2 separate regions of the Homo sapiens genome follow, and region 2 is linked to region 1. Evidence: read pairs that join two places in POLR2A ChIA-PET (ENCODE). Cell type or tissue: GM12878. All regions are shown on one strand. Each heading gives the region's core, and the rest is flanking DNA. Links, peaks and the distances in the headings are about the cores only. Region 1 holds the start of SNORA19 (small nucleolar RNA, H/ACA box 19). Region 2 overlaps LINC03036 (long intergenic non-protein coding RNA 3036).

What was found. Peaks named below come from ENCODE experiments on the same cell type or tissue, not always from the same donor. Only the 100,000 strongest peaks of a DNase experiment are listed, where the experiment ranks them.
Region 2: POLR2A ChIA-PET joins it to region 1 with 6 read pairs; 3 of 35 experiments call an interaction of 5 or more read pairs at or near these places.

What each region holds. Positions count from the first base shown.
Region 1 is chr10:119,049,610-119,060,890 of GRCh38, forward strand. EIF3A (eukaryotic translation initiation factor 3 subunit A) reads right to left here. Exons shown (of 22, transcript NM_003750.4): 9 at 11,137-11,235; 10 at 9,993-10,109; 11 at 9,603-9,788; 12 at 8,347-8,694; 13 at 7,327-7,431; 14 at 7,131-7,244; 15 at 1,590-1,712; 16 at 912-1,065; 17 at 192-376. SNORA19 (small nucleolar RNA, H/ACA box 19) reads right to left here and starts at 10,529; the gene lies at 10,402-10,529. In GM12878, for the core only: no CTCF peak of the experiment used is centred there; no DNase peak of the experiment used is centred there.
Region 2 is chr10:118,981,892-118,993,172 of GRCh38, forward strand. All of the region lies in intron 2 of LINC03036 (long intergenic non-protein coding RNA 3036), which reads right to left. Among named protein-coding and RNA genes, the nearest start is that of LINC03036, 42 kb to the right of the region's middle. In GM12878, for the core only: no CTCF peak of the experiment used is centred there; a DNase peak (open chromatin) is centred at 5,540; H3K4me3 peaks cover 346 bases; H3K27ac peaks cover 687 bases.

The sequences.
Region 1 (11,281 bases), core at 7,991-10,490:
GGCATGGTGGTATGCACCTGTAATCTCAGCTACTCAGGAGGCTGAGACACGAGAATCACTTGAACCCGGGGGCTGAGATTGCACCACTGTACTCCAGCCTGGGCAACCTGGGCGACAGAGCAAGACTGTGCCTCAACCAAAAAAAAAAAGTCACATTAAAACAAAATAAAATCAATAAACCCTATACTCACCTTTCTAGAAAGGGAACTATCGCCAAGTCTTCTCTCTTCCTCTCTACGCCGTTCTCGTTCTTCAATTTCCAACTCCCTTTGGCGTTTTTTCCTTTCCACTTCTTCTAATTTCTTCACCCGCTCCTGATACTCTCGTAGCTCTTCCTCGCGTTTTGCTCGTTCGGCGCGCTCTCTCTCTTCCCGCTCTAGACCATTGATTAGGTTACTAAGTGTGCCTCCCAGCCATATCTTCCCCCTAGTGCTAGTTCCACTTTTCTGGTATTAAACAGGTAGCATAATGTACAAGTAAAAGAATTTGAAAATAGTTTGTAATCAGCTACAGGACAGAACATAGTCAAGAAAATAAGTACTACACCCCTCAACTATAGTTTTGTAATAAGATACTAGAATCCCTCCCCCATCCCTGAGCAATCTGGGATTCCAGATATAGCATCATTTAACAGCCATCATCTGGAATGTATTCCTCAATAAATGTTAATACACAGAATACGGTGATTAAAAAAAGTATTAATTTCTAGAAGAACATCAAATGTGTGGGGAAATGCTGGCAGACGATGTAACAACTTCACATACAGCAAACTGGGTTCTGAGATCCAGTTAATTACAGTGCTAAAAGGCCAATTACCTTGATTCCTGTATTTTCTACATAAGATCACTAAAAACTAGATCTTAACACCAACCTTGCATTAGCACCCCTCCAATCCTGTTTGACCTGTGTACCTTTTAGCATTTGTTCTTCTGCCCTTCTCTGCTCCTCCTCTTCTTTTTCTCTATAGTATGTTATCCTGCGTTCTTCTTTACGCTGCCTTTTCCGTTCTTCCAATCGATTATGCCTTTCTTCTGCTAATCGCTCTTCAAACTGTTTAAGTTTTTCCTGCAATCGAAGTAACCCCCAACCCAAAAAGGGCACACTTTGTCAAGAGCAACAAACTCGCAGAAAGCTATTAGGTTTACAAAAGACTCTCAAGTGTATCAGAATCATCGAAAGCAACCTCTCAGCACAAAAACTCTAACTTCCAAATGACCATTAACTTGTCAGCAGGCCAAATTTTAAAACATTTAAATTGTTGATATTACCTACCTCCAGTGGGTTTGTCTTTATACAAAATAATTCAATGGTCAAATTAGAATCTAAGCCCAGGACATTTTGATCTAGTTTTTTCATTTCTAACAAAAACAGTAAACAAAACTTGTATTAAATTATGCATTCAACTTTCACCTTTAGAACAATTTTGATGATTGTTTTGCTTATGAAATATCATCCAAAAATTTCTATTATTTGAATGACCGTTACACATAGTAACTCAATAAAGAATATACCAATTTGTTAAGGGAGAACCCTTAGGCCAATACTAGAAAGCTCATGAATAAACATTTCCCAAAAATCAGCAAGCTCACCTCATAAACAGACTGCCGTGCAGCTTTGAGTCGCATTACGAATAAATCTCTGTCTTCAAGCATTCGTGACATTCGATTCTTATGTTCAAGAGCCTTTTCACGTTCTAGCTGCATTGTAGTAATCTGCAAGTACAAATATTGTGAAATTTCAATGCACTTTTTTTTTTACTCATTAACCCCAAATTACTGAGAAATACTCTTGAAAAATTAGAAGCTGCTCCACTGCCCCTTCTGTCATGCCATAAAAATGAAAACGTTAACTACATCCATGTCAATAGGTCCCCAGAAGGCAATTACGGGCAAGAGGTAGACAAAGTAATCCTGAGGCATTTAGGAGAGACAGTTTTCATTTAGCCCCATGATACCAGGAACTTTATAAAGGAAAAATTATGATACACGGACACACCTTGGAGGCACTGCAGGTTTGGTTCTAGACCACCACAATAAAGAATATTGCAATAAAGCAAGCAACGCAGATTTTTTGGTTATCCGATGCATATAGAAGTTTGCAGTCTATTAAGTATACAATAGCATGTCTAAAACACCAATGTACAAACCTTAATTTTAAAATACTGTAAGTCAGATGCAGTAGTACGCTGAGGCAAGAGAATCACTTGAGCCCAGGAGTGCAAGATCAGCCTGGACAACATGGTGAGACTCCTGTTCTCAAAGAAAACAAAACAAAAAATACTTTATTGCTAAAAAATGCTAATGATCACCTGAGCCTTCAATGAGTCATAATCTTTTTGCTAGTGGAGTCTTGCTTCAATGTTGACGACTGCTGAATGATCAGCATGGCAGATACTAAAGGATGGGGTGACTATGGTATAATTTCTTAAAATAGGTAACAATGAAGTTTGCCACACTGATTGCAACCTCTTACAAAAGATTCATCTAGCATGTGGCACTGGTTGACGGTTTTTAACTCAAGAGTAGAATTTCAATTTGATCCAATCCTCTCAAACCCTGCTGCTGCTTTATCAACTACACTTATGGAATATTCTAAATCCTTTGTTGTCAGGTCAACAATGTTCGTAGCATTTTCACCAGGAGATTTCAAGAAACCACTTACTTTGCTCATCCATAAGAAGCAACTCCTCACCCATCCAAGCTTTATCATGAGATTGCAGCAATTCAGTCACATCTTCAGGTTATAGTCTTTTTTGGTTTTGTGTGTGTGTGTGTGTGTGTGTGTGTGTGTTTTAAGACAGGGTCTGTCTCTGTCACCCAAGCACTGGAGTGCAATGGCACCATCTCAGCTCACTGCAACCTCTGCATCCTCCCACCTCAGTCAGCCTCCCAAGTAGCTGGAACTGCAGGCACACTCCACCATGCCTGGCTAATTTTCCTGTTTTTTTGTAGAGACAGGGTTTCACCATGTTGCCCAGGCTGGTCTCAAACTCCTGGACTCATGCAATCTGCCCACCTCAGCCTCCCAAAGAGCTGGGATTAGAGGTGTGAGCCACCCCACCCAGCCTATACATCTAACTCTACTTCTCTTGCTGTTTTCACCACATCTGCAATTATTTTCTCCACTCTACTCATGTACCCCTCCAAGTCATCCATGAGGCTTGGAATCAACTTCTTCCAAACTCTTTCTAATGCTGATATTTTGACCTCCTCCCACGAATCACAAATGGCATCTGGAATAAAGAATTCCTTCCAGCAGGTTTTCAACGTACTTTGCCCAGATCCACCAAAGGAATCACTATGGCAGCTACAGGTTTATGAAATATATTTCTTAAATAATAAGACTTGAAAGACAAAATTATTCCTAGATCTACGGGCTGCAGAATGCATACTGTGTTAACAGGCATGAAAACAAACATTAATCTCTCTTATACATCACTGTCAGAGCTGTCATACGATCAGATGCATTGTCAATGAGCAGCAATATTCTGAAAACTTTTTTTTTTGAGCAGTAGGTCTCAACAGGGGGCTTAAAATATTCAGCAAACCATGCTATTAACAGATATGCTGTCATTCAGGCTTTGTTCTTTCATGTACAGACCACAGAAAGGGTAGATGCAGCATAATTCTTAAGGACCCTAGGATTTTTGGAATGACGAGAATTGGCTTCAACTTCCAGTTAGCAGCTGCATTAACCCCTAAACAGTGAGCATACCCTTTGATGCTCTCAAGCTAGGCACTGACTTCCCTCTAGGTATGAAAGACCTAGCTGGCCATCTTCTTCCAACAGAAGGTCGTTTCATCTACACTGAAAATCTATTGGCTGGGCACCATGGCTCACCCCTGTAATCCCAACACTTTGTGAGGCTGAAGCAGGCAGACTGCTTGACTTCAGGAGTTTGAGACCAGCCTGGGAAGCCTGGGGAGAGCCTGTCTCCACTAAAAATACAAAAAAAAAAAAAAAAAAAAAGCTAGGCATGGTGGTGCATGCCTGTGGTCGCAGCTACTCAGGAGGCTGAAGTGGGCACTTGAGCCCAGGGGGTAGATACTGTAGGGAGCTGAGATCACGCCACTGCACTCCAGCCTGGGTGATAGAGTGAGACCCTGTCTCTCAAAAAAGTAAGAAAGTCTGTTGTTTAAGTGTAGCCACCTTCATCAACTATCTCAGCCAAATCTTCTGAATAACTTGCTGTAGCTCCTCCATCAGCACTTGCTGCTTCACATCGTACTGTTATGTCATAAAGACGGTTTTCCTTAAACCTTATGAACCAACCTCTGCTAGCTTCATACTTTTCTTCTGCAGCTTCCTTTATTGATTGATTGATTGATTGAGACAGAGTCTCCCATGGTTGCCCAGGGTGGAGTGCAGTGGCGCAATCTCAGCTCACTGCAACCTCTGCCTCCCAGGTTCATGCAATTCTCCTGCCTCAGCCTCCTGAGTATCTGGGATTACAGGCATCTGCCACCACGCCCAGCTAATTTTTGTAATTTTAGTAGAGACGGGTTCTTGCCATGTTGGCCAGGCTGGTCTCAAACTCCTGACCTCAAGTGATCTGCCCTCCTCGGCCTCCCAAAGTGCTTATATTACAGACGTGAGCCACCAGGCCTGGCCTTCTGCGGCTTTCTAACCTCTCTCAGCTATTTGTATTATTAACTGTTGAGAGTTATAGCCTTGCTCTCGATCAGGCTTTGGCTAAAGGGAATGTTGTGGCTGGTTTGATCCAGACCAATGAAACTTTTTCCATATCAGCAATAAGGCTGTTTCACTTTCTCACTGTTTATGTGTTCACTGGAGTAGCATTTTTAATTTCAAGAACTCTTCCGGGCCAGGCACGGTGGCTCATGCCTGTAATCCCAGCACTTTGGGAGGCCGAGATGAGCAGATCACCTGAGGCCAGGAGTTTGAGACCAGCCTGACCAACATAGAGAAACCCCGTCTCTAATTAAAAAAAAAAAAAAAAAGTACAAAATTAGCTGGGTGTGGTGGCACATGCCTGTAATCTCAGCTACTCGGGAGGCTGAGGCACGAGAATCACTTGAACTGGGAGGCGGAGGCTGCAGTGGGCTGAGATTGCGCCATTGCACTCCAGCTTGGGCAACAACGGCGAAACTCCATCTCAAAAAAAAAAAAAAAGCTTTTCCTTTGCATTCACAACTTGATTAGTGCAAGAGGCCTAGCTTTCAACATGCCTTCCTCACTAAGCTTAATCATTTCTAGCATTTGATTTAAAGTGAGACAGGTGACTCTTCTATTCAGTTGAACACTTAAAAGCCATTGTGGAATTGTTAATTAGCCTAATTTCAATATTACCTCTCAGGAGCTGGGCACAGTGGCTCACGCCTATAATCCCAGCACTTTGGGAGGCTGAGGCGAACAGAACACTTGAGGTCAGGAGTTCAAGACCAGCCCAGCCAACACGGTGACCTCATCTCCACTAAAAACACAAAAACTAGCCGGGCATGGTGGCAGGCGCCTGTAATCCCAGCTACTTGGGAGGCTGCGGCCAGAGAATCACTTGAACCCGGCGGGGGCAGAGGTTGCAGTGTGCCGAGATTGCGCCACTGCACTCCAGCCTGGGCGACAGAATGAAACTCTGTCTCAAATAAATATATACATATTAGTGTCTCAGGGAATAATAGGAAGGGTCAAGGACAGGGAGAGACAGAGAGTAAGGGAATGGCCAGTCGGTAGAACAGTCAGAAGAGACTTAATTTACAGATTAAGTTCACCGCCTTCTATGAGTGTGGTTCGTGGCACCCCAAAATAATTACAACAGTAACATCAAAGATCACTGATCACTACAACAAATATAATGAAAAAGTATTAAATACTTTGAGAATTACCAAAATGTGACAGAGACATGAAATGAGCACATGCTGCTGGAAAAATGGTGTCAACAGACTTGCTCAATGCAAGGTTACCACAAACTTTTAATATGTAAAAGAAGAAATAAGAATAAAAATAATAATAATATGGGGGGCTGGGGGAGGTGTGATTCACACCCATAATCCCAGCACTTTGGGAGGCCCAGCCAGGAGAATCGTTTGAGCCCAGGACTTTGAGACCTGCCTGGGTAACACAAAAGCACAATAAAGTGAAGCACAATAAAACAAGGTGTGCCTATATATAATAAAATAAAATAATAAATATGACATGGTAACAACAAACACCATGGTTTAATTTTTAAAGGCATTTTCATCCTTAAAAACACCTGGAAATCAATGCAAGATGATATATGGCTATTTCTTTTCTACCCTACATGAAAAACTGAAGGCTCCAAATCAACCCAATTTGGTCTGCAGCACTTTTCTAATTAGTTTTTAATTATTTACATGTTAAGAGAATTATCACAAAAATTCCAACTTTTCCAGAAAAAAAAATGGGAAGGGCTGGCAATCCTAGGCCCATTAATCTCCAAGGGACAACAATCAGATTAAACCAAGAAAAGGCTGCATTCTCCTATCACACCCTACACCGATGTTTGCCTCCTGCTTATGGTTACTTTTTTAAAGTAGATCTGCTTACTCACTTTTATTACATATTTGGTGCCGTAAGCATTTGTAAACCATGCTTTTGTATCATTAGGTAAATATAAAATATACTATAAGTTAACAAAACTATGGAATGACCTGTTTAGTCACGAAAGACAACACAGTACACAATTCCATTTATATAAAATGTCCAGAATCAGCAAATCTAGAGAAAGGAGTAGTTTAGCGGTTGCCTAGGGCTGGGGTGGTGGGGAAGAATAGGGATGACTACTGCTAATGGGTTTAGAACTTCTTTTTGAGACGTGTTTTAAAATTAGATTGTGGAGATGGCTGCACAATTCTGCAAGTAAAATGAAAACTATGAGATGTATAAACATGCCATACAATTTACCCATTTAAAGTGTATATAAAGCAGTTTTTTATAAAATGGGCTTTTCAGTTGTCCTTTGTTTTCCAAGTTTCGTTTGTAATCTCTATTGTGAAATTTTCCCTCTTTCTACCAATCTGTTCATAGGCAGCCATTAGAGCACCATTTCTAGCAGAAGAATACAAAATAAAGCAATTCTGAATCCTTGGTTCCATTACTGGCAGAGGATTTTATTACAATCTAAAAATATTACAATTAAATAAAAAACTTACTCTTTCTTCCTCTTGTTGCTCCCACAGATCCATGTCTTTAATTCTCTGTTCCTCGTAAGCGCTCTTTATCAAAGGAATTTCTTCCAAACGTTTGGCTCTTTCAAAATAGTCAATCTGAATGACACGAAAACACACGTAGTTTTAAAAAATCTCTCTTAACTTGGTATGTTAAAGGTTTACCAACCCTTTCATTTACCTTCTTTTCTTGATTCTTTAGGCGTTCTTGAAGTTCTTTCTTTTCTTTCTCCAGTTGTTCAACCTGTTTAGCCATGATAAAATCTGGATCCAATTCCTCAAGGTCCTGAAAGGTAATACAAATGCACAATTGTTAATAAAGAGAAACAAGCAATGCCTAACATAACTCACTGCTTTCTAGAATAAAATCCTACATTGCTTTTATTGTTACAATGGGTGATAATTTAGGAAATGTAAAAATATTATACAATAGCCTTATTTCCATTTGACCATAAGGAAAAAAATATCCATACATCCTTTTCTCACTACTCCAACCTACATCTACCCAGACTCTACTAAATAGGGTAAGCAAACCTAATCCAAAAACCCAAAATCTGAAATGCTCCCAATTTTAAAACTTTCTGAGCACCAACATGGTGCCACAAGTGTAAAATTCCACACCTGACCCATGTGACAGGTCAGTCAAAATGCATTCAAAACTTTGTTTCATGCACAAAATTATGTAAAATAGTGTACAAAATTACCTTCAGGCTATGTGTATAAGGTGTCTATGAAACAGGTCATGTGTGGTGGCTCACACCTATAACCCCAGCAATTTGGGAGGCTGAGGCAAGTAGATCACTTGAGGTCAGGAGTTCAAGACCAGCCTGGCCAACATGGTGAAACCCTGTCTCTACTAAAAATACAAAAATTAGCCAGGTATGGTGGCAGGCGCCTGTAATCCCAGCTAGTTGGGAGGCTGAGGCAGGAGAATCACTTGAACCCGGGAGGCGGAGGTTGCAGTGAGCTGAGATCACGTCACTGCACTCCAGCCTGGGCGACAAGATAATACTCCGTCTCAAAAAAAACACAAAACTTCACAGAGCAATAAACATATGCTTACTCACAGATTTAGTCATGACCAGCTGTACCAAAATGCATGAAATAACCCAGTAAGCCAACAAATGGTAAAGGACTGTGGTTCTAAGAGTACAAAATACCTGGATAAAACTAATTTTTTAATAACTAAGATGCTACGTACTTCAATATCAATATCTTTGAATGCTTTGGCACCCAGTTCTGTTTTCTTGATCTGCTCCAAACGCTCTCGGACAGTTTTCTTTTTGATTTGTTCATGTTCCTGTAAGATACGCTCCTTCTCTCTCTCCTTTGCTTCCTGGCGCAGCCTCTCTTCCTCAGCCTTCCGCACTTTCTGGAGTTCAGCTTCCCTCTGTTCCAATTCTTCTTTCTCACGCTGAATATTCAGACTCTCAAGGCGCTCTTTTCTCTCCTCAATTGTCTGGCGGCGAGCCAGGATCCGCTGGTGCTCTTTTCGTGAATTTTTAAGGTATGCAGTGACAGCCAACTGATGCTGTTCTTCTTTCTCTTGCTTCAAAAACAAATGAATTTTTTTACATGACCAAAATTAACATTCTCTGGTATTAGGCATCAAAGAAATTACAAAATAATCCTGATGTACTGCCTTTCTATGTATCTGCATTTGATAATGGAAGATGACACTATCCAAGCTGTTTGTTTTCGGTATTAAATGCTATGGTGTTGCTCCTATTCAGTCTTTTAATAGCAATGACGCAGCTAAAGAAGCTCTCCTAGATAAGACAACTTTTCTCTGCACCAAACCTACCTTAGGTGTTCATTAACAGAGCTCACATACAAGAAATAACTTGTTACAGGCAGTGGCTCATGCGTGTAACCCCATCACTTTTGGGAGGCCAAGGCGGGTGGATCACTTGAGGCCAGGACTTTGAGACCAGCATGGCCAACATGGTGAAACCCCATCTCTACTAAAAATACAAAACATTAGCTGTGCACGTGGTACGTGCCTGTAGTCCCAGCTACACAGGAGGCTGAGGCACAAGAATTGCTTGAACCCAGGAGGTAGAGATTGCAATGAGCCGAGATGGCATCACTGCACTCCAGCCTGGGTGAGAGTGAGACTCCATCTCAAAAAAGAAAAAAAAGAAATAACTTAAGCAGGAGGGAAAAATCCAGTCACTGTATTTCACTATTTGAGGAATCCTATGTCCACTCTGTTGTTTCTGTAACATAATCCACCCTATTACATTACCTACACAGAGTAGTATTTTGTTCAATGGAAGAAAGCTCAATGATTTGTGTATTTGATCAAATAACAAAACTACCAAGTACAATTCTATAGGAAACATATCATAAATCCCTTCTCTCAGATATTGTCTCAAACCTTTTTGTAAAAGACATGGCATGGCGTTAAGAGTCCCTCAAAACTTCTGGGATTTATTTCCCCGGGAAGATGCATACCAGTATATGAGCTGGTTTAATGACTTCAAGTGCTTTTGCAAGTACTGAGGACATGGCTGTCAGCTGGTTTCTTATCTGCTCTGAAGGCATGCTTTGCAAATGAGGACCAATCGGAGCATCTTCTCGAGTAGCATAATTCAAATCAGATCCAAAACTCAGGGTCCGAGAAGTGTGATCAATACGAACCTTTGAAAATTAAATTATCAATGGTTAAATCCACAAGTAAGCATGAAGTCAAAAAGTAACAGAAGAATGTCATATACAAAAGCTGGAAAAGTTCACTCAGTAAACTTTAAAATGGTATCACTGTACCAAAAGCTGAGAAACAGAAGGTATGTGTCTTTCTAGCCCTCAAGGGCCTTCTCCTGTCTCCTTACAGCACATACCTACCTGCAAGTCGCAATGCCTGGCTGCATCTACTATGGCCCGTTCCAGTTGGAAAGCATCAACAAAAGGAACCAAAGAAGTCAAACGAGAAAACTCAATGCTCTGATAAATCTGTGACACCTGCATAGAAAACAAAGGGTTAATAACACTAGCCACTGTTTATTCAGCACTTTTTATGTGCAATCTCATGACAGTCATGGGAAGTAGAAATTATGCCAGAGAATTTATGTTAGCAGTACATTGTTAAAGCCAGAATGCTAATCCCAGACCATCGACTCTAAACTCCATGCTTTGAGAACCATTATCATACTATTCCTCAAACCTATAATCTTTTCAAATCCTAGTTGTTGTAAAACAAAAAAGCCTAAAAACCTGCTACTTACCGAATATATTTAAACACTTCTTATAGAATTTTTGTCTGAAGGAGACTGGCAGCATTACTATTTATAGTTATACTGCTAATTAGCCTTCAATTATTTGTATAGCACATAAGAAATAACACTACTCACATAAAAGAAAGCAGGTCAATGAAATGTGCACAAATACTGAGATGAAAATATAATAAAACGCCCTCCTTCCCAAATGCAACAAATGGAAAACAAAATGGGAGCACTTACTGACTTAAGCCCCTGGACTAAAATATATGAAAAGGCTGTCTCATTCACTCATGGTGGGGGGTCTATTAATCCAGGCTTCTGAATAGCTATTAAAGCTTTAAATCCATAAACCCTATGACTAATTCCACTTCTTATGCCACAGAAAGTAATAGAAGTATGCAAAGATACATGTATGAAAGATGCTCAATGCTACAAGATTTCTAACAGGGAAAAAAAAAATCTAGGAATACAGGTTTTCATCAAGAGAGTCTGAATAAATACACCACAGTACCTTAAATGGAATAAGGTAGCCCTACATTACTAACAAGGAAAAATGCCCAAAGACAGTGTTCAGCCAAAAAACAAAAGCGTCCGTTACAAAATATGTAAATATAATAATTCTGATTTTCAAATTAATAAATAGACTAATTTTTGCCAGGGGCAGAACTTGGGGAGGTTCTCACTTCCTAGGCAGTTCTAGATTTTTCCAGTTTTTAGTTTCATGATGAGCACATAACATCACAAAACTTTTTTTATTTTTTTATTTTTACCTGCTGCAGAAGGCGGAGGATGGTGTTGTTTTGCAGTTGTGGCACATACTGCTGCAATTCCGGTTCCTTTTCAGGTTGTTCCCTAACCCAATTTAGAACCTATAAAATCCATTAAATTGAAAGAGAATCACACTTTCTACATAAG
Region 2 (11,281 bases), core at 4,301-6,800, 71 kb before region 1:
TGGAATCGGGAGAAGTGAGTTCCTAAGGGCTCTCAGGTTTGACAATGACAACCAGAGGCAACCAACAACTACGGACAAAGCACAGCACAACAGAAAACACTACGAACTCCAACAAACCACACAGGCAGACCGGAAGCAGCTTCTGCCTACACATCCTGGAAAGGCCCCGTGCCCCACATCTCCCATGGCAGGTCTCCCGGGGGCCAGGGGCTTTCACTGCTTTCTTTCTGCTCCCAGCTCTCTCCCAGACAAAATGGGGCCAGTCTCATCGAAATTCATTCATTCACCTAACGAACCCCGAGTGCTGGCTCCCTCCTGGACGGGGGAGCTGCAGCATGAACAGGGCCGTCTCCCCAACTCCCACTGCGGGAGGCTGACTCTAAGCAAATCATCATCATTCAGTGTGAACAATGGGAATGGTTGCTCCCTAGACCATGAAAACCACAGCTGGAAGGTAGCAACCTCTGCCCTTCAAAATCAAAAGGTGCATTTTTGCCATTTGAAGGGACAAACTCCGGTAAGCACAGAGGGCAGTTTGTGCCTAGGGTGGGTGAGATGGGGGTGTGAGTGGGACCACCACCAACTCATTCTGTGCACAACATCAGACTCTCCTCCAAATACATGTTGTGTAAGAACCTAAGAGTTGTCAGTGTATAGGGGCCCCATGGGATTAGCCTGCCTGGGGCAGTCACAGCCCAAAATCTTGGCCTTCTTGCAAAAGATTCCCCAGAAGAAGCATGAACTTTCTCACACCTGTCAGGCCCTAGCAATGCCACTCTGCTTCCTTTATCCCATCCGTACCCAATCCCGTGAAGGAGGCAGACCAGGGATTGCCTCTCCCATTTTGCAGATGAGGAAATGAAGGCCGAGGAAGGTCGCATGACTCTGTAGTCCCTGGGTCTCCAGGTGCCCTGGCCAGAGTGCTCTATCTGCCCAAAATTCATATGTTGAAGCCTTACCCAACAATACTGCAGGATATGGCTTTATTTGGAGATAGGGTCTGTAAAGAGGTAATTAAAGTCAAATGAGGTCATTGCAGTAGGCCCCAATCCAATATAACTGCTGCCCTTATAAGAAGAGAAGATGAGGCTAGGCACGGTGGCTCACACCTGTAATCCCTGCACTTTGGGAGGCCAAGGAGGGTCGATCATTTGAGGTCAGGAGTCAAGACCAGCCTGGGCAACAAAGTGAAACCCCATCTCTACAAAAAAACACAAAAATTAGCCAACCATGGTGGCATGCACCTGTAGTTCCAGTTACTCAGGAGGCTGAGGCACGAGAATCACTTGAACCCAGGAGGTGGAGGTTGCTGCACTCTAGCCTGGGCAACAGAGCGAGACTGTCTCAAAAAAAAAAAAAAAAAAAAAGACAATGAAGGAGGCTTCCAGGAAGATGTCAGTATAGGGAGCACAAGGAAGCTGCCTCCACCTAGACAATAACTGCACTGGCAGAATCTGTCCTGCATAACTATTTTGGGACTCGAAAGGAGCCTATTGGAGGAGACTATTTTAAATAGGAGGTGACCAGAAGCTTGCAACTTCCAGGGGAAAGCTTGGTCTGCACATTGTGGTTAATTACAGTCAACCTCAGCTTTTGGCACAGCAGCAGCTACCATCCCCCAACCCCAGCTCTGTGGCAGACAGCTGTACATTTGTTCCAGGAGCAACCTGCAGATAGCTATTGGGAGCCAGGGCAAGCAAACATTGACCCTGGCCTCCACATCTCAGGATCTGTGTTCTGATTGCTGATTGCCACTTCTGATGACAGAGGTGCAAAGGGGCAGGCAGCCATTGTTGCACCTCCCCCCATTGTTGTAAGCCCCTCTCCTTCGGGCTGAATTGACTTCCAGGGGGACTTAAAGGGCCAGTGTCCTTCACCCCTTCCCTTCAATTTTCTTCTGTTTTCCTTTTGGAAACCATACATTAAAGCCTATGACATTCAAAAGCAATTGGATATACAGGGAAAATTAGAAATTGACCATGTATGTCCAAGGAAAGAAACAGGCTCAGAAAAAAAAAAAAAAACCTGACTCACGCCTGTAATCCCAGCACTTTGGGAGGCCGAGGCAGGCAGATCACTAGGTCAGGAGATCGAGACCATCCTGGCTAACATGGTGAAACCCCATCTCTACCAAAAATACAAAAAATTAGCCAGGTGTGGTGGCAGGCACCTGTAGTCCCAGCTACTCCAGAGGCTGAGGCAGGAGAATGGCATGAACCCAGGAGGCAGAGCTTGCAGTGAGCTGAGATCACGCCACTGCACTCCAGCCTGGGCGACAGAGCGAGACTCCATCTCAAGAAAAAAAAAAAAAAACAAACCTGAGAAGATCTTAAGTTTACACCTCAGGCTGATCCTTGGCACAGAGACAGCCTACAGTAATTCTGAAAATAAATAAAGAAATACATAGCAACAATGACAAAATAAAAAAACAGCAAACCCTAGGGGAGGGAGAGAATCTGATTTCCAGAGTTACTATATTATTAGATTCAAATGTCCAGTTTTCAACAACAAATGAAAATCACAAAGCATACAACGAAATAGGAAATTGTGACCCATTCAAAGGAAAAATGTAACTCAACAGAAACTGCCTCTGAAAAACACCTGGTAGCAGATCTACTAGACAAAGACTTCAAAACGACTGTCTTACAGATGCTCAAAAACTAGAGGAGATGTAGAAAAGTTATAAGAAATGGTCTATAAACAAAATGGAAAAATCAATAAAGAAACAGAAAACAAGAAACCAAAAAGAAATTTCAAAGCTGAAAAGTACTATAACTGGGCTGGGCGCGGTGGCTCACACCTGTAATCCCAGCACTTTGGGAGGCCGAGGCAGGCAGATCACGAGGTCAGGAGATCAAGACCATCCTGGCTAACATGGTGAAACCCTGTCTCTACCAAAAATACAAAAATTAGCTGGGCATGGTGGCGGGCGCCTATAATCCCAGCTACTCGGGAGGCTGAAGCAGGAGAATGGCGTGAACCCAGGAGGCAGAGCTTGCAGTGAGCTGAGATCGCACCACCGCACTCCAGCCTGGGCAACAGGGTGAGATCCATCTCTTAAAAAAAAAAAAAAAAGTACCATAACCAAAATGTAAAATTTACTAGAAATACTCAAAAGACTTATTTGGGCAGATAGAAAAAAGAATCAATGAACATGAAGACAGGACAAAGGAAATTATGGAGTCTAGGAACAGAAAGAAAAAAATTAAAGAAAAGTGAACAGAGCCCAAGGGACCTTTGGGACACAATGGACCAACATATACATTGTAGGAGTCTCAGAAGAAGAGATGGAAAAAGAGGAAGAAAGAATATTTGAAGAAATAGTGGCTGAAAACTTCCCAAATTTTATGAAGACATGAATATAAACATCCAAGAAGCTCAATAAACTCCAAGTAAGATGAACTCAAAGAGACCCACACTGAGACACATTACAATCAAACTTTCAGCTGGGCATGGTGGAACATGCCTGTAATCCCAGCATTTTGGGAGGCCAAGGTAGGCAGATCGCTTGAACTCAGGAGTTCAAAACCAGGCTGGGCAAAACAGCAATAGCCCGTCACTACAAAAAATACAAAAATTAGCTGGCTGTGGTGGTGTGCACCTGTAGTCCCAGCAACTTGGAAGGCTGAGGTGGGAGGATTGCTTGAGCTCAGGAGGTCAAGGCTGCAGTGAGCTGAGATCATGCCACTGCACTCCAGCCTGGGCAACCAAATAAGACCCTGTCTCAAAAAAAAAAAAAAAAGAAAAGAAGAAGAAGAAAGAATTTCGGAAGAGATAAGTGGCTGGTCACATACGGGATCTTCTCAATAAGATTATCAGCATATTTCTCATCTGAAACTTTGGAGGCCAGAAGGCAGTGGGCCAATATATTCAAGGTGCTAAAAGAAAAAGAACTGTCAACCAAGAATTCTATATTCATCAAAATTGTCCTTCAAAAGTTAAGGAGAAAGGATGAATAGAGTAATTGTGGGTATTAGAGGCTAGGAAGGGGAGGAGGAGGGAAGGATATGGAGACTTTAGTCAATGGATACAAAATTACAGTTAGATAGAAGGAATGAGTTCTGATCTTCTGCAGCACTGTAGGGTGAAAATGGTTAACTATAATTTGTTATATACAAGAGAGGATTTTGAATGTTCACAACACAAAGAAATCATAAATGTTTGAGGTAATGGATGTGCTAATTACCCTTATTTGATCATTCCACATCATACACATATATCAAAATATCACTCTCTATTCCATAAATATGTATAATTATGTGTTAACTCAAAATAAAAGAAATAAGTGTAATTTAAAGTGAAAAAAATGTTAAGTGAAGAGAAATTAAGACATTCTCAGATAAACAAAAATTAAGACAGCATCCACTAGTGGTGTTGTTATCACTAGGCCTACCCTGCAAGAAATGCTCAAGGGAATCCTGCAGGGTGAAATGAAAAGACATTAGACAGTAACTTGAAGCCATGTGAAGAAATAAAGGTCTCAATAAAGGTAAATATATGTGCAATTATAAAAGATATATTGTTGTAACAATTATATGTAACTTTATCTGTTTTTTACATGATTTCAGAGACTACTGCATTTTTAAAAATTAGTCTAAAAGCTAGTATTATTATAACTTCGATTGGTAGCCATACATTTTATTATCTACATAATTTAAGAAACTGATGAATTTAAAACAGCCATTGGCTTATATTTTTAGACACACAATATGTAAAGATGTAGTTCTGTGACATCAGCAACTGAAAGGAGTGGGGCTAGAACTGTAAAGGAACAGAGTTTTTGTGTGTTATTGAAGTTAATAAGGTATAAATTCAAATTAGGGTGTTATAATTTTAGGATGTTAAATGTAACCAAATCCCATCGTAACTACTAAGAAAATAGCTATAGAGTATGCACAAGGCCAGGTGTGGTGGCTCACACCTGTAATCCCAGCACTTTGGGAGGCTGAGGCAGGAGGATTGCTAGAGCCCAGGAGTTTGAGATCAGCCTGGGCAACATACCTAAACCCCGTCTCTATTAAAAAAAAAAAGTACAAAAATTAGCTGGGCATGGTAACACGCACCTGTGGTCCCAGCCACTTGGGAGGCTGACGTGGGAGGATTGCTTGAGCCCAGGAGGTCAAGGCTGCAGTGAGCCATTATGCCACTGCCCTCCAGCCTGAGCAACAGAGTGAGTCCCTGTCTCAAAAAAAAAAAATGCACAAAAAGAAATGAGAAAGGAATTTAAACATTCCACTACAAAAAATTAACCACAAAATAAAGCTATCATACAGGAAATGAGAGATTAAAAAAGCTATAAGGCATATCAAAAACTAATATAAAAATGACAGAAGTCCATCCTTAAGTAACAAAAATCAATAAAACCAAAATTTGGCTCTTTGGAAAGATCAACAAAATTGACAAGCCTTTAGATAGATGGACTAAGAAAAAAACAGAAGAAGACTCAAATTACTAAAATCAGAAACGAAAGTGAAAACATTACCACAAATTTTACAGAAATGAAAAGGTTATAAGCAGGTACTATGAACAATTGTATACCCCAAAATTAGATAATTTAGAGAAAATGGACAAATTCCTAGAAACACAAAAACCAATACTAAATTTCTATTTTCAGAAATAGAAAATCTAGGCTGAGCACAGTAGTTCATGCCTGTAATCTAACACTTTGGGAGGCCCAGGCAGGGAGATTATATGAGGCCAGGAGTTCAGGACCAGCCCAGCCCACATAGCAAAACCCCGTCTCTACCAAAAAATACAAAAATTAGCCAGGCGTAGTGTTGCATGCCTGTAGTCCCAGCTACTTGGGAGGCTGAAGTGGGAGAATTGCTTTGAACCCAGGAAGCAGAGGAGGTTGCAATGAGCCGAAATTGTACCACTGCACTCCAGCCTAGGCTACACAGTGAGACTATGGAAGGAAGGAAAGAAGTAAGGAAGGAAGGGAGGGAGGGAGGGAGGGAGGGAAGGAGGGGGGAAGGAGGGAGAGGAGAAAGAGGGAGAGGGAGATTGAACCAGTAATCAAAAAATCTCCTGACAAAGAAAAGCCCTGGTAGACCTGATGGCTTCACTGGTAAATTCAATCAAACATTTACAGAAGGGCAACAATCCTTCTCAAACTTTTCCAAGAAATTGAAAAGGAAGGAAAACTTCTTTACTCATTGTATGAGGCCAGCATTACCCTGATACCAAAGCTAGATAAAGACACTACAAGAAAACAAAACTACAGACCAATGTCCTTTATGAACATGGATGCAAACATTGTCAAAAAATACTAGCAAACCAAATTCAGCAGCTTATTAAAAGCCTTATACACCATAACCAAGTAGGATTTAGTCCTCAAACAAGGATGGTTCAACATACAAAAATTGACCAATGTGACATACAACATTAACAGGATGAAGGGGAAAAAAACCACATGATCATCTCAATTGATGCAGAAAAAATAGCATGTGACAAAATTCAACAGCCTTTCATGACAAAAAAAAAAAAAGCCTCAACAAAGTAGGAATGCAAAAAATAAATAAATAAATACCTCAGTTGGCCAGGGGCAGTGGCTCATGCCTATAGTCCCAGCACTTTGGGAGGCCAAGGTGGGTGGATCACCTGAGGTCAGGGGTTCGAGACCAGCCTGGCCAACATGGTGAAACCCCGTATCTACTAAAAATACAAAATTAGCCAAGCATGGTGACACATGCCTGTAATCCCTGCTACTTAGGAGGCTGAAGTCAGAGAATTGTTTGAGCCTGGGAGGCACAAGCTGCAGTGAGCCAAGAGTACACTGCACTCCAGCCTGGGCAACAGAGTGAGACTCCGTCTAAAAAAAAAAAAAAAAAAAAAAAACCTCAATATAATAAAACCCATTTATGAAAAACCCACAACAAATGTCATACTCAATGGTAAAAGACTAAAAGCTTGTTATCTAAGATCAGGAAGAAGGCAAGGATGCCCACTTTTGCCACTTCAACATAGCAGTGGAAATTCTAGCAAGAGAAATTCGTCAAGAAAAAGAAATAAAAACATCCAATTGGAAAAAAAAAAAGAAGCAAAATTATCTCCGTTCAGAGATGATATGATTTTCATATGTAGAAAACCCTAAGTATTTCACCCAAAAAAAAGCTGGAACTAATAAATGAATTCAGCAAAGTAGTAAGATACAAAATCAACACACAAAAACTAGTTGCATTTCTAAACACTAACAATGCGCAATCTGAAATGGAAATTACAAAAACAATTCCATGTACAACAGTAACAAAATGAATAGAATACTTAGGAATTAACCAAGGGGGTGAAAGATTTGTAGAATGAAAACTACAAAACATTGCTGAAATAAAGAAGACATAGGCTGGGCACGGTGGCTCATGTCTATAATCCCAACACTTTGGGAGGCTGAGGTGAAAGGATCACCTGAGCCCAGAAGTTCAAGACCAGTCTGGGAAACATAGTGAAACCCCATCTTTACAAAAAAGAAAAAATACAAAAATGCGACAGACGTGGTGGCACACACCTGTAGTCTCAGCTACTCAGGAGGCTGAGGTAGGAGGATTCCCTGAGCCCTGGAGGTTGAGGCTGCAGTGAGTCATGATTGCACCACTGCACTCCAGGCTGGGCAACAGAGTGAGACCCTGTCTCAAAAAAAAAATAATAAAAATAAGTGAATAAATAAAATAAAGAAGACATAAATAAATGGAAACACATCCCACATTCATGGATTGGAAAACTACTACTACTAAGATGTCAATACTACCCAAAGCAATCTACAGATTCAATGCAATCCCTAACAAAATCCTAATGATGTTTTTCAAAGAAATAGAAAACCCCATCCTAAAATTCACATGGAATCTCAAAGGACCATGAACAGCCAAAACAATCTTGAAAAAGAACAGCAAAGCTGGAAAATTCATACTTCCTGATTTCAAACTTACTACAAAGCTATGGTAATCAAACCAGTGTGGAACTGGCATAAAGATAACATATAGACCAATGGAATAGAGAGCCCAGAAATAATAAACCCTCACATGGGGTTTATTAATTTTTTTTTTTTGAAACAGAGCTTCACTCTTGTCGCCTAGGTTGGAGTGCAGTGGCGGGACCTCGGCTCACTGCAACCTCTATCTCCTGGGTTCAAGCGGTTCTCGTGCCTCAGCTTCCTGAGTAGCTGGGGTTACAGGAGCCCACCACCATGCCTGGCTGGTTTTTGTATTTTTAGTAGAAACAGGGTTTTACCATGTTAGCCAGGCTGGTCTCAAACTCCTGACCTCAGGTGATCCACCCACCTCAGCCTCCCAAAGTTGCGGGATTGCAGGCATGAGCCACCCTGCCCAGCTGGATTTACTGATTTTTGACAAAGGTGCCAAAACCATTCCATGGCAAAAGACAGTTTATTCAACAAATGGTGCTGGGAAATCTGAACATCCACAAGCAAAAGAATGAAACTGGACCCTTACCTAACACCATATACAAAAATTAACTAAAAAATGGATCAAAGACCTAAATGTAAGACCTAAAACTATAGATGCTTAGAAGAAAACATAGGGCTCAGAGAGCTCAGGAGAAAGGAGAATAGGGAGTTAGTGTTTAATGGGTATAGAGTTTCAGTTTTACAGCATGAAGAGTTCTGGAGGTAGATGGTAATGATATTTGCACATCATTATGAAGGTCTGTAATAGTAGATGCAAAAGTAATTGCTGTTTTGCCATTACCTTTAATGGGAAAAACTGCAATTACTTTTATGCCAAATTAATACGTTGATATAACTGTACACTTAAAAATGTTTAAAATGTTAAAATTTGTTATGTGTATTCCACTACAATTTTTTAAATGGAAAAAAAAAAAGGAGAAGGAGATGAAGGATTAAGACAGACACACAGGGAGGGAAGATGGCAATCTACAAGCTAAGAAGAGAGGCCTCAAAAGAAACCAATCCTGCCCACACCTTGATTTTGGAATTCTAGCCTCCAGAATTGTGGGAAAAGTAATTTCTGTTGCTTAAGTCACCCAGTCTGTGGTACCTTGCTAGGAGATCCCTAGAAAACTAATACACTCATCTATGAGCCTTGCTGGGAGACAGAGCCCAACCCCCACTGCAGAAGCAAAAAAATGCCAGGTTCTCATCTTGGATTGGTCAAACAAATACATCTTGAACTTTAAGTGGGAGGCTGGTGACATCGAGAAGCAGAGAACCCAGTTTGGTGGATGTCACAGGAACACCAGATTTCCAGGAGCTGCACAACATATAGTTGCTGTGGTCCCCTGTCTGCAGCAGACACAGGTGTGTCGATACACCTGGCCATCCTTTGGTGGTCCCACCAGAGTGCTGATGGCATAGTGCCTCATTGTGGTCAAGTGAGCTGGCATCCCCACTGTACAGAAAAGGTTCACACAGCAGGCCTGAGACTTCTGTCCTTAGAAAGGGCTGCTTGAAAGACTGTCCCTGGGCTGGTATCTGGGAACTTGGATTTGGGGAGTATTTTCCCTATTCGCTAACTGTTAAGACGGGCTAATCAGTTTGTCAATTAGGGAATGCTTAAATGTTTGTACAATGTGGTTTATGCTAGACACCTGCTTTCCTTCTGAGGGTCTGGTAATTTGATACATGCTAGGCAAAGAGTGCCTATGAAATTGACCCTTCATAAAAACCCTGGACTCCTAGGCACAGACAAGCTTCCCCAGTTTACAACATTCACACCTGTTCTCTCAGTCTGATGCTGGAGAAATTAAGCATATCCTATGGACTCCGCTGGGAGAGGACGCTTAGAAGCTTGCACCTCGTTTCCTCCAGGTTTTGTCCAACGCATTTTTTCCATTTACTATTTCTCTTTGTATCGGTTTGCTGTGATAAATCCTAGCCATAGGTATGACTGTATGTTGAGCCCTATGAGTCCTTCTAGCAATTCACCAAACATGAAAGTAATCTCGGAAATGCCTGTAAGGACACACTGTGAATCCAAAATATCTGAGACAGATCTCAATCAATATAGAAAAGCTTATTTTGCCAAGGTTAAGGACGTACCCACAACACAGCCTCAGGAGGTTCTGATGACCACATGCCCAAGGTGGTCAGGATACAGCGGGCTTTTATACATTGTAGGGAGACATGAGACATCAATCAATATGTGTAAGATGTACATTGGTTTGGTCCAGAAAGGGAGGACAACTCGAAGCGGGAGGGCTTCCAGGTCATAGGTAGATAAGAGACAAAAGGTTGTCTTCTTTCGAGTCTTTGATCAGCCTTTCACTGGATACAGTTTAGTCTGGCTCAGTGAATCTGCATTTTACATCAGCAGAGGAAGCAATCAGATACGCATTTGTCTCAGGTGAGCAGAGAGATGACTTTCTGTCCCACACCTGTGAAGATAAGCTATCAGTTTACATTGCCAGGGTGAAATTCAACGGAACTGGTTTATGGTAAAGATCTTGAAGGCCACAAGGAATTTCCTTGCAGGCAAATTATGTAGGAGGTATGTAGCTTTTCTATCTGTATGGCTATCTTATTTAAGAATAAATGGGAGGCAGGTTTGCCTAACGTTGTTCTCAGCTTGACTTTTCCCTTGGCTTAGTGATTTAGGGTCCTGAGATTTATTTTCCTTTCACAATACTTACTTACCCATCCCTATCGAAGAGGGCTCCTTTATCCTCCACTCATTTGGAACATGTTCTTGAATGATGGACCCAGATCTTTGTCCCAGCACCAGTTCTGGTGACAGGCATTAGAACCACCCAGGGAGCTTGTTAGCCATACAGGATCCTGGGGCTCACACATTCCCTGATTCAGCAGGTCTGGAGCTAGCCCAGGAAATCAGGTGGCTGGCTAGTCCCCCAGGGGGTTCTGATGCTCAGTCAGGCTAGGGAACCCCTGGCTTAAAGGAAGACATCCCCAGCCCAGAATCTGGACACCTGAGGTTGAGCACCACTTTGGACAATGACCTGAGGGGCTCTTTTGGGCATACCTTCTCCTCGGGGTCCATTTATCTCCACCCCCAATTGAGAGGCTTGGCCCCAGCTCTGGGTTCTTAGTGTTCTGGTGGTCACAAATCCCTTTGTGAATCTGATGAAAGCAATGAACACTCTTTCTAGGGAACATGAACACACACACACACACACACACATACACACGTAAGCACAATTTAACCTATAATTTAGGAGCCTATAGACCCCATGTGAAGATCTCTGACCTAAATCCCACCTAAGGCTCCCAACTCTCACGTTCTATGATTCTATCAACAACCAACCAAACAATGAAGCATCTTCTGTCACCTCAGACCCTCAAACTCATGAACCAACGTTT